Regions from separate parts of the Homo sapiens genome. Here region 1 is linked to region 2. The links are chromatin contacts, found by Hi-C or POLR2A ChIA-PET in ENCODE. All regions are on one chromosome and are shown on one strand. Each heading gives the region's core, a stretch centred on a gene start or an enhancer-like site at or near the end of the contact. The rest is flanking DNA. Distances are from core to core; before and after follow the strand shown.

What was found. Hi-C counts contacts between places; a loop is a spot of excess contacts on that map. ChIA-PET counts read pairs that join two places held with the same protein, here RNA polymerase II (POLR2A). Pooled maps may share reads with other maps.
Region 1: a loop to region 2 is called in a map of G401, with 5 times the contacts of the local background. The contact joins the promoter of FGD5 here to the enhancer-like site in region 2. A Hi-C loop is called at or near these places in 2 of 168 maps with a recorded cell type or tissue (G401 and heart left ventricle) and 1 of 50 pooled maps. POLR2A ChIA-PET finds 5 or more read pairs at or near these places in 3 of 52 experiments (GM10248, H1 and PC-9).

Annotation. Positions count from the first base shown.
Region 1 is chr3:14,817,358-14,821,004 of GRCh38, reverse strand. It overlaps FGD5 (FYVE, RhoGEF and PH domain containing 5), which reads right to left and starts at 2,043. Exons shown (of 20, transcript NM_152536.4): 1 at 1-2,043. The coding sequence starts at 1,933.
Region 2 is chr3:14,724,270-14,727,836 of GRCh38, reverse strand. C3orf20 (chromosome 3 open reading frame 20) reads right to left here. Exons shown (of 17, transcript NM_032137.5): 11 at 813-936. Among named protein-coding and RNA genes, the nearest start is that of C3orf20, 51 kb to the right of the region's middle. Within about 2 kb of position 1,798, at least 14 of the 41 ENCODE cell types and tissues checked have a DNase peak (open chromatin) inside an H3K27ac peak, as active enhancers do; they include heart left ventricle, where a contact is called at or near this core.

The DNA.
Region 1 (3,647 bases), core at 794-3,293, 93 kb before region 2:
TGTCCGGGGAGTCGCTCTCGATCAGGAGTGAGGGAGAGCTCTTTGTGATGGGCTTCTTGGTGATGCAGGCCAGGTCGAAAGGAGGTGGGATGTCGACCATGGAAGAAGGCGTGGAGGTGCCGCTGGACGGAAGGTGGTTTCTCTGGGAGAAACTCCCAGAGGAGCCAATTACACACGACAGAGAGAGATTGTCCTCTTTCCTCTTTATCCTGTGGTCATCCAACCCTGACCCCTCAGGCTCCTGGTACACGGACACTGGAATCTCTCGGCCTTCCACGGAGAACGACCGAGGGTATAAAGTAAAGGCCCTGGGCTTTGCTGGCAAGGCCCTGCTGGCTTCCAAGGGCTTCCCCTCCAATGACAAAAGCGTCTTTCCCACCTCCTCTGCGGCACCTCCAATGCCAGGGGCTGACGAGCCCGCCTCAGGTCCGGTTTCTTCAGGGACGGTTTCTGGGACATAGCCGGCCACCTTCCCAGAGTGGGGCCGGACCCTCGTGCTGGTGTTCTTCCTGTCCGCGGGAACCAGGCCACCCTCTGCCTCACAGTTCAATTCTTCTTTCGAGCCATAACCACCCAGGGCGTCCGATGCAGCCTGCCCTCCTTCTCCAGGGGCCGCCTGACCGGGCAGGCCCACTCCCATCACATAGGGGTTGGCCAGTGCATCATCCAAGGCCTCCTCCTCCAGCACGACCACCACATCAGGGGCTGCGGGACCCTCGGCCGCTCCACCCTGTAGGGAGCCACACTGGCCACACAAAGCCCCCACCATGGGGTTCTCCTCCGCACGCAGCCCCAGCTTTGGTGCCTGCTCTGATTCTAAACCTTTCGCTGATTCAGAAAGAGGAGAACAGCTCTCGCTGCAAAAAGAGGTGCTCTCAGTTGGGAAGAACTCATAGGGGCTTCCTGTGAGGGAAGTCACGAAGTCCTCCATGCAGTCATTCTCAAAAGGGACAATCTGGCAGCTCTCCTCGGCGGACTCATCCTGTGCATGGTCCTCCAGGGTGGCGGCTGCCACTTCTTGGTTGGTTTTCTTCTCGTGGTCAGGTGGTTCACTGAGGTCAACCTGTTCCCCACCTGTGACACCCGTGGCCTCTTCACATCCCTCCTCAAGAACTTCAGGGCAGTCTGTGGCTGTCTCTGCCTCCTGGACCCCGGCCAGCTCCTCCTTCTCAGGGGGCTCCTCACTGGTGTCCTCAGCATCCTGTCCCATGTCCTCCGTGGGCCTGTCAGGACCCGAACCCTCATCTGCCCCTGCTGGGTCTGTGCTGGCACAGCCTTCCTCATCATCCTCCTCTGCCTCCCCGGGGGTGTCGGGGGGCTCCTGGTCCTCTCCATGGATGTGAGGCAGGAGGAGGTCGCTCTGGAAGACCCCCTCTCCAGCCCAAGGCCCACTGTCCTCCAGGCTGCACTCCCTGTGTGGCTGCACTAGCTTCTCTTCCTCCTCACTTCTGGACACCTGCTCCAGTGTCCCTGGCTCATCAGCGCAGCCCTCCCCTTCATCCTCAAGAGCAAGGTCTGTGCCTTCCTCACCCTCCCTGCTCAGCGCTCCTGCACCCGGAGCAGCAGGGGCCACTGAATCCTCACCAGCTCCTGTACCCTCCAGGCCACATGCCTCGCCTCCCTCTTCACGCTCCTCTTCCTCTTCCGCAGAGGACTCGGGAGACACCAGGGCTTTGTTCCCCACACTGCCCTCGTCCTTGGGTTCATCCTCCCTCAGCGGAACCCTGGGGACCACGATGTAATCCTCGTCGGTCTCCGACTCAGAGCACTTTGGGATGGACCGGGGCCCCTCATCAAGCCCCCTGTCTACACAGGGCAGCCGCCCGTTGCTGCATTTGTTCAAGCTGTCATTCAGGTACACACTGGCTCTCCACTCGTTTGGGGCAGTCAGCCTGGGCTTGGGGGCAATGGGGGGCTTCGGACCCCTGAACATGGAGTTTGGACTGTGAAGACTCTCGGGCCTGGCTGAGGAAGGGAATTTGGGCGCGGTCACTGGCGTCAGTGGACTGGTAGTCTTTGGCTTGGGAGCGACAGGTGGTTTTGGTGAATCTAGATGACAAAAATAGAGAAAAGGAGAAAAAGTACAATTAACTTTATTGCCATTCAGAGTCTCCTACACACCAGTTGCAGGGGACGCCACAGATGGTTCCGTCCATCCATGTGAAGCCCACCTCCCGTGCTTTGTCTTAGGCTTATGCCCTCCACCAGAATCTTTAAAACCCCTTGATTTTCCACTAAAGATTCATTCTGTAAACAAAGTGAACAGACCTTTCTTCTACACGCAGCCCAACTAACGAAAATCAACCAAATGAAATCCTGTGCTCCTCAAATGAAGTGTCCAGGTCAGTGCATTCATTCATCCAGCAGCTACTGATAAACACTTTCTATGACCCAGCAACCATGGGAAAAGGCTGAACTTGCTGTCACCCTCCCTGCTGCCCTCATGGAGCTTACATCCCCCCTTCTACAGCTACTCCATTGGGTACCCACTAGCTACACGCACAGCACTGCAGATGGCAGGGTCTCCTAGGGTCAAGAAGAGAAAACAGACTCTGCTGAGAACTCACAGTTGAGTTACAACAACTGGAGGGTAGAGCCGGGGACCCTTGGAATATTATGACTGAATAGCTGCCATTTCATCCCTTCATGAATGACACGCCAAAGGTTTGAAAGAGTGATGTGTGCTTCTGCTGGGGGTCACGTCTGGAATCTGCATGCTTCAGGACTGTGTCCAGCCAGGCCTACACCCAAATTTCATGGGCATGCAAATTTCATGGGAGAAATTATATAGTACGTGCCAACATGGATCTCTGGAAAAGGATGTACTTGCCACATGGATATCTGTGGATGCTGAGGACCTTCTGACCATGGCAGAATAAAAGATGTGGTGCAGACTACAATGCAACTGGAATTAGAGAAGCATGGGCTGCTGTGGCCAGGGAAGACCTCTTAAAGAAGGTGATATTTTAGCTAAGATTTGCAGGATAAGAAGGATCTAGAGAAGGGGAACGGTCAAATGAGTGGTTGCCAACTTTTGAGCTCAGCATCTCTCTGCTACAAGACTGCCCATGCCTCCTCCCTGGCTTCCTTGTCACCTGCCTGGCCCCCTAAGCTCCCTTGCATACTGCGGGCATAGAATCCATCTCCATCCCAACATCTCTGCTTCAAAAGTACTGCATGGATCCCTGCCACCCATAGATTAGGACTCCCACGTTTCTCCTTCAGCCTGGTCTAATCTCCCAGCTCCATTCCCACTAAGGCTTGGGTATGACACAAGTGGCCTCAAAATAACAGCCTGGCTCCTAACAGGAGGGAAGATGAAGCAGACTGCCGGGAGATCTCTGCCAGCAAACTCTTCTCTTCCCACTCATGTTAGGCCCAGTGTTGTCCCTGAAACATCTAACATTACTAATCTCTAATCCAGGGCTGTCCCTGGAATGTGAGCCACATGTATCACTACATAGGCAATTTTAAATTATCTTGTAGGCACATTAAAAATAAATAGGTAAGGCTGGGTGCAGTGGCTCACACATGTAATCCCAGCACTTTCAGAAGCTAAGGTGGGCAGATCACTTGAGGTCAGGAGTTCGAGACCAGCCTGGTCAACATGGTGAAACCCCGTCTCTACTAAAAACACAAAAATTAGC
Region 2 (3,567 bases), core at 549-3,048:
GTAGTAAGATGTATAATTAGAACATGTACAAAGTGCTGTGGGATCCTTTCTTTCACTTGTGTGGAAAAAAAAGAAAAAATAAATAATTAAGTGCTATGGGAGCCCAAAGGAGGTGTGACCGATTGGAAGTCAAGGAAGGCTTCCCAGAGAAAGGGGCAATCGACATCTCTGGGGACGAGAAGAAACTCCCCAGAGAGACAGTGGGGGAAGCACAGCCCCTCCATGCCCAGCCAGGGGGTGACACAGAATAGGATCAATGTATCCTTGTTCCCAGGCCCATCAGCAGTCAGGAGAGGGGCTCAGAGGTGGAAGGGTCCTGAGGCCACCCATGCTGGCCTTGGGGGATCTCTGTGGGCCTAACAGGGACAGCCTAGAGAGGTGATTGCATTTTTCTCTTCTGAGATCCACAAAAAGAAGGGAGGAGCAGGGGCTCCAGATGGATGATGGGTGATATGAGAAATGGAGCTAAAGGTGAATGTAGATGTGGGGTGGGGAACAAGAGGGACACAGCCAGCTACCGAGAAACCCAGGAAAATAAGACAATCTCATGGAGATGTGCAAGACACTCTGGGAGAGAGCTCAGAAATGCAAGTGGGCTCACGTCACTATTCTTAGCTGTGTGGCCTTAAGTGACCTGAGCCCAGTGGGACCTAAAATGGGGAAATATCTCTGCTATGCCTACTTCCCTGGACATTCAGACTGAAGATGGAATGGGCGGTAAAGTAAAGGTCTGTCCCTTGAGATGACCTGCCAGAATCTCAGGACTGGGGAAGCCAACAGATAGGCCTTCGCCCACCTTTCAGCCTCCTTACCTGCGGCCAGCAAGATAGAATTAATGAACTGAGTCACTGTCTTCTGAAACCGCTTCTTGATCTCAGCCAGGGCTCGGCTCATCTTATACACCTTGTCGTCCATGTTGCTGATTCTGCGGTTCAGCTGGAGAGGGGCAAAGGGGAGGGCGGGTGTCACCATCCCCTCAAAGAGCCAGCTGCCTAGTCCAGGATAACTAAGACTTGCTCCGGTTCAGAGGATGTGCTATTGCCTGCCCCCCTACCCCTACCTGGAACACACCTCTCTCCCTCTCAGCCCAGTGAGTTCCTGCACACAGACCCAGGCCTGACTCATGGCCTCTCCTCGGAGGGTTTTCCTTGATTCGACTGGGCAGAACTGCTTCTTGCTTTGAACTCTCATCATGCTCAATGCAGCTTGAAGATGGAAGTTAGCACTTTGCCAAGTGACAGCTGTGTTTGAGCCTATCTTTCCACTAGACTGCAAGCTTCTGGAGGGAAGGGACCGAGTCTTGGTCTCTTGTGTGTCTGAGTGCTTGTCATGCAGGTGCTCAGTAAATGCTATTGCATTCGTGAGTAAGTGGACGATAAAGCCTTCTGCAGAGCGTTCTCTGCCGGCCTCCCTCTGCAGTGGATGCTGCGGTGCATCCCCCAGGAGCCCCTTCATCCCTCCAGCTGTCAAAACAGTGGCTGCTGACATTGCCCAGCTGAGAACCTGCCTCTGGCCAAGGTTACAGAAGCTGACTGGTAATTGCAGGCCACAAAGGCCCAGGCCTCTTGTTTCCATTTGGGATTACGCTGAAGGATCATTCTGACTCCAGGGCTCCCCACGGGATCGCTGAGGCCTCTGCCATGGCTGCCCTCTCCCTCTGCCTTCCTTCAGACCGTCAAAGGGGCTGTTCCCAAGAGCAGTCTCCAGTAAACTCCTACATACTTGGTTCCATTCCACAGTCTGTTTCCCAGGAGACCCAATCTAAGACCTGCTCTGAACAGCTGGGGCATGTCAGTGGCACTGCAAAATCAGGCCCAGTTTCCAGAGGTATTTATATTCGGTCTTTCTCTCTAGGAAGCCTTCCCTGATTTCCTCAGCCAACAGCAACTGCTCCCTCTGCTGAACTTTCACACATGTCCCTTCCTGTCCTTTCTGCCCTGGGTCCTGGTCATTTTTTTTTTTTTTTTCACTGCCTTTGTCCCTAAACTCATTCAGCAACTTGAGAGGAAGATCTATCATTTCTACATCTCCCACGTAACATAGAGAAGGTAGGAAAAAAACTCTCTTCTGTGGAATTTAATCCTCAAGTGGCAAGAGTGGGGTGGGCAGTATCAGATTTCCTGATGAACAACAAAGTCAGCCCACGAGTCCTTCTTTATGCTGAAGGCAGGAAATCTATAAAGGATGTCCCCAACAAATGGCAAAGTCTCAACCATCCTTCTGATTCTTGGCCCCAGTTGCTGCTTCTGCACTCATCTTATTTATTTATTTGAAATTTATACTCAGCCTGCTTCCAAAAAGGACCTGAGGTGGCACACTGGGCTAATAAAGCATTTAAACAGAGGCTGTTGTCTCGCTTCCCAAGAGCTGCCTTGATGGAAATATTTAGTGAGGAGCCAGGCCTCAGGGCTGTAAAAGCTGGGACCGCCATTCTGCCTGTCTCTCTGATGGGTGGCTCTTTCCAGGGCAATGGGTGTCTGGGGAAGCCATTTAACAAGCTTCTCAGTGACAGGGACTTGGAGGGAGGAGCCCCAACACTCGGCACATTTTCTTGGAAGCTCCTTGCAGCTCTCACGGTCCAAGAATGCAAGATGAGCTAATTTTCTAAGCCTCAGGATTTCATGTAAAATATCCTGAGATGCTTAACCACATGGTTAAGGTCAACATTTGGAAATCCTATTACCCACAAGAAAGCATATTTACTCATTGTTTCTGTTTATCTTGTTAGAATGTTGTCATACATAGTACACATGCTTGCACTCTCGAAAGAGGTTATGATCGGAACACTTTTTTGGCAAGTCAATCTTGGTCAACATCAGCTTCTGCTTTCTATAATGCAGCACTGTTTTCAGAATCTGTCTCAATGTATTGGTCTGTTTGTCCCTATGTTACATTTCCTTAAGACAGTTATGCTCTTTGATTTACTGTGTCATTTTAAATAACCTCTCAGTCTTCTACTGCACTGCCAAACCATGCCTTGATAAGCTTCCCTTAATAGAGACTCTACCTTCTAGCCCAGCATGATCCACTAGAAATATAATGTGAGCTACATGTGTAGTTGAAAATGTCCTAGTTAGCACATTAAAAAATTTTTAAAAGGGAAAATTAATTCTAATTATCTATTTATTTAAACCAGTATATCAAAAATAGGGTATGTCAACATATCACCAAAATAGTCAATTATTAATGAGAAATTTTACATTCTCAATTCACACTAAGTCTTTGAAATGCAGTGTGTGTTTCCATGCAGAGCCCATCTCCATTTGGACTTGTCACACGTCAAGGGCTCAATTGCCATGTGTGACTCATGGCTACAATATTGGACAGCACAGCTCTAGACTTCTAATTCCAGCTTGAGGAGGTTGCTTTAAGGTAAGAAAATAAGACTTGAATTCCTAGGGGCTTTTCTAGGCCTAAGGGGCTTGTTGGGTACACAGACTGAGAGTAATTTTTCTCAGCTGCTCATGGGGGTCTTGAATTGCTTGTATCTTGGTTCTCAGCTGCATTCCAAACTTCAGAGATAATCAGACAAGAGGTTGCCAGAAAAATGAAGCATTGCCACAATTT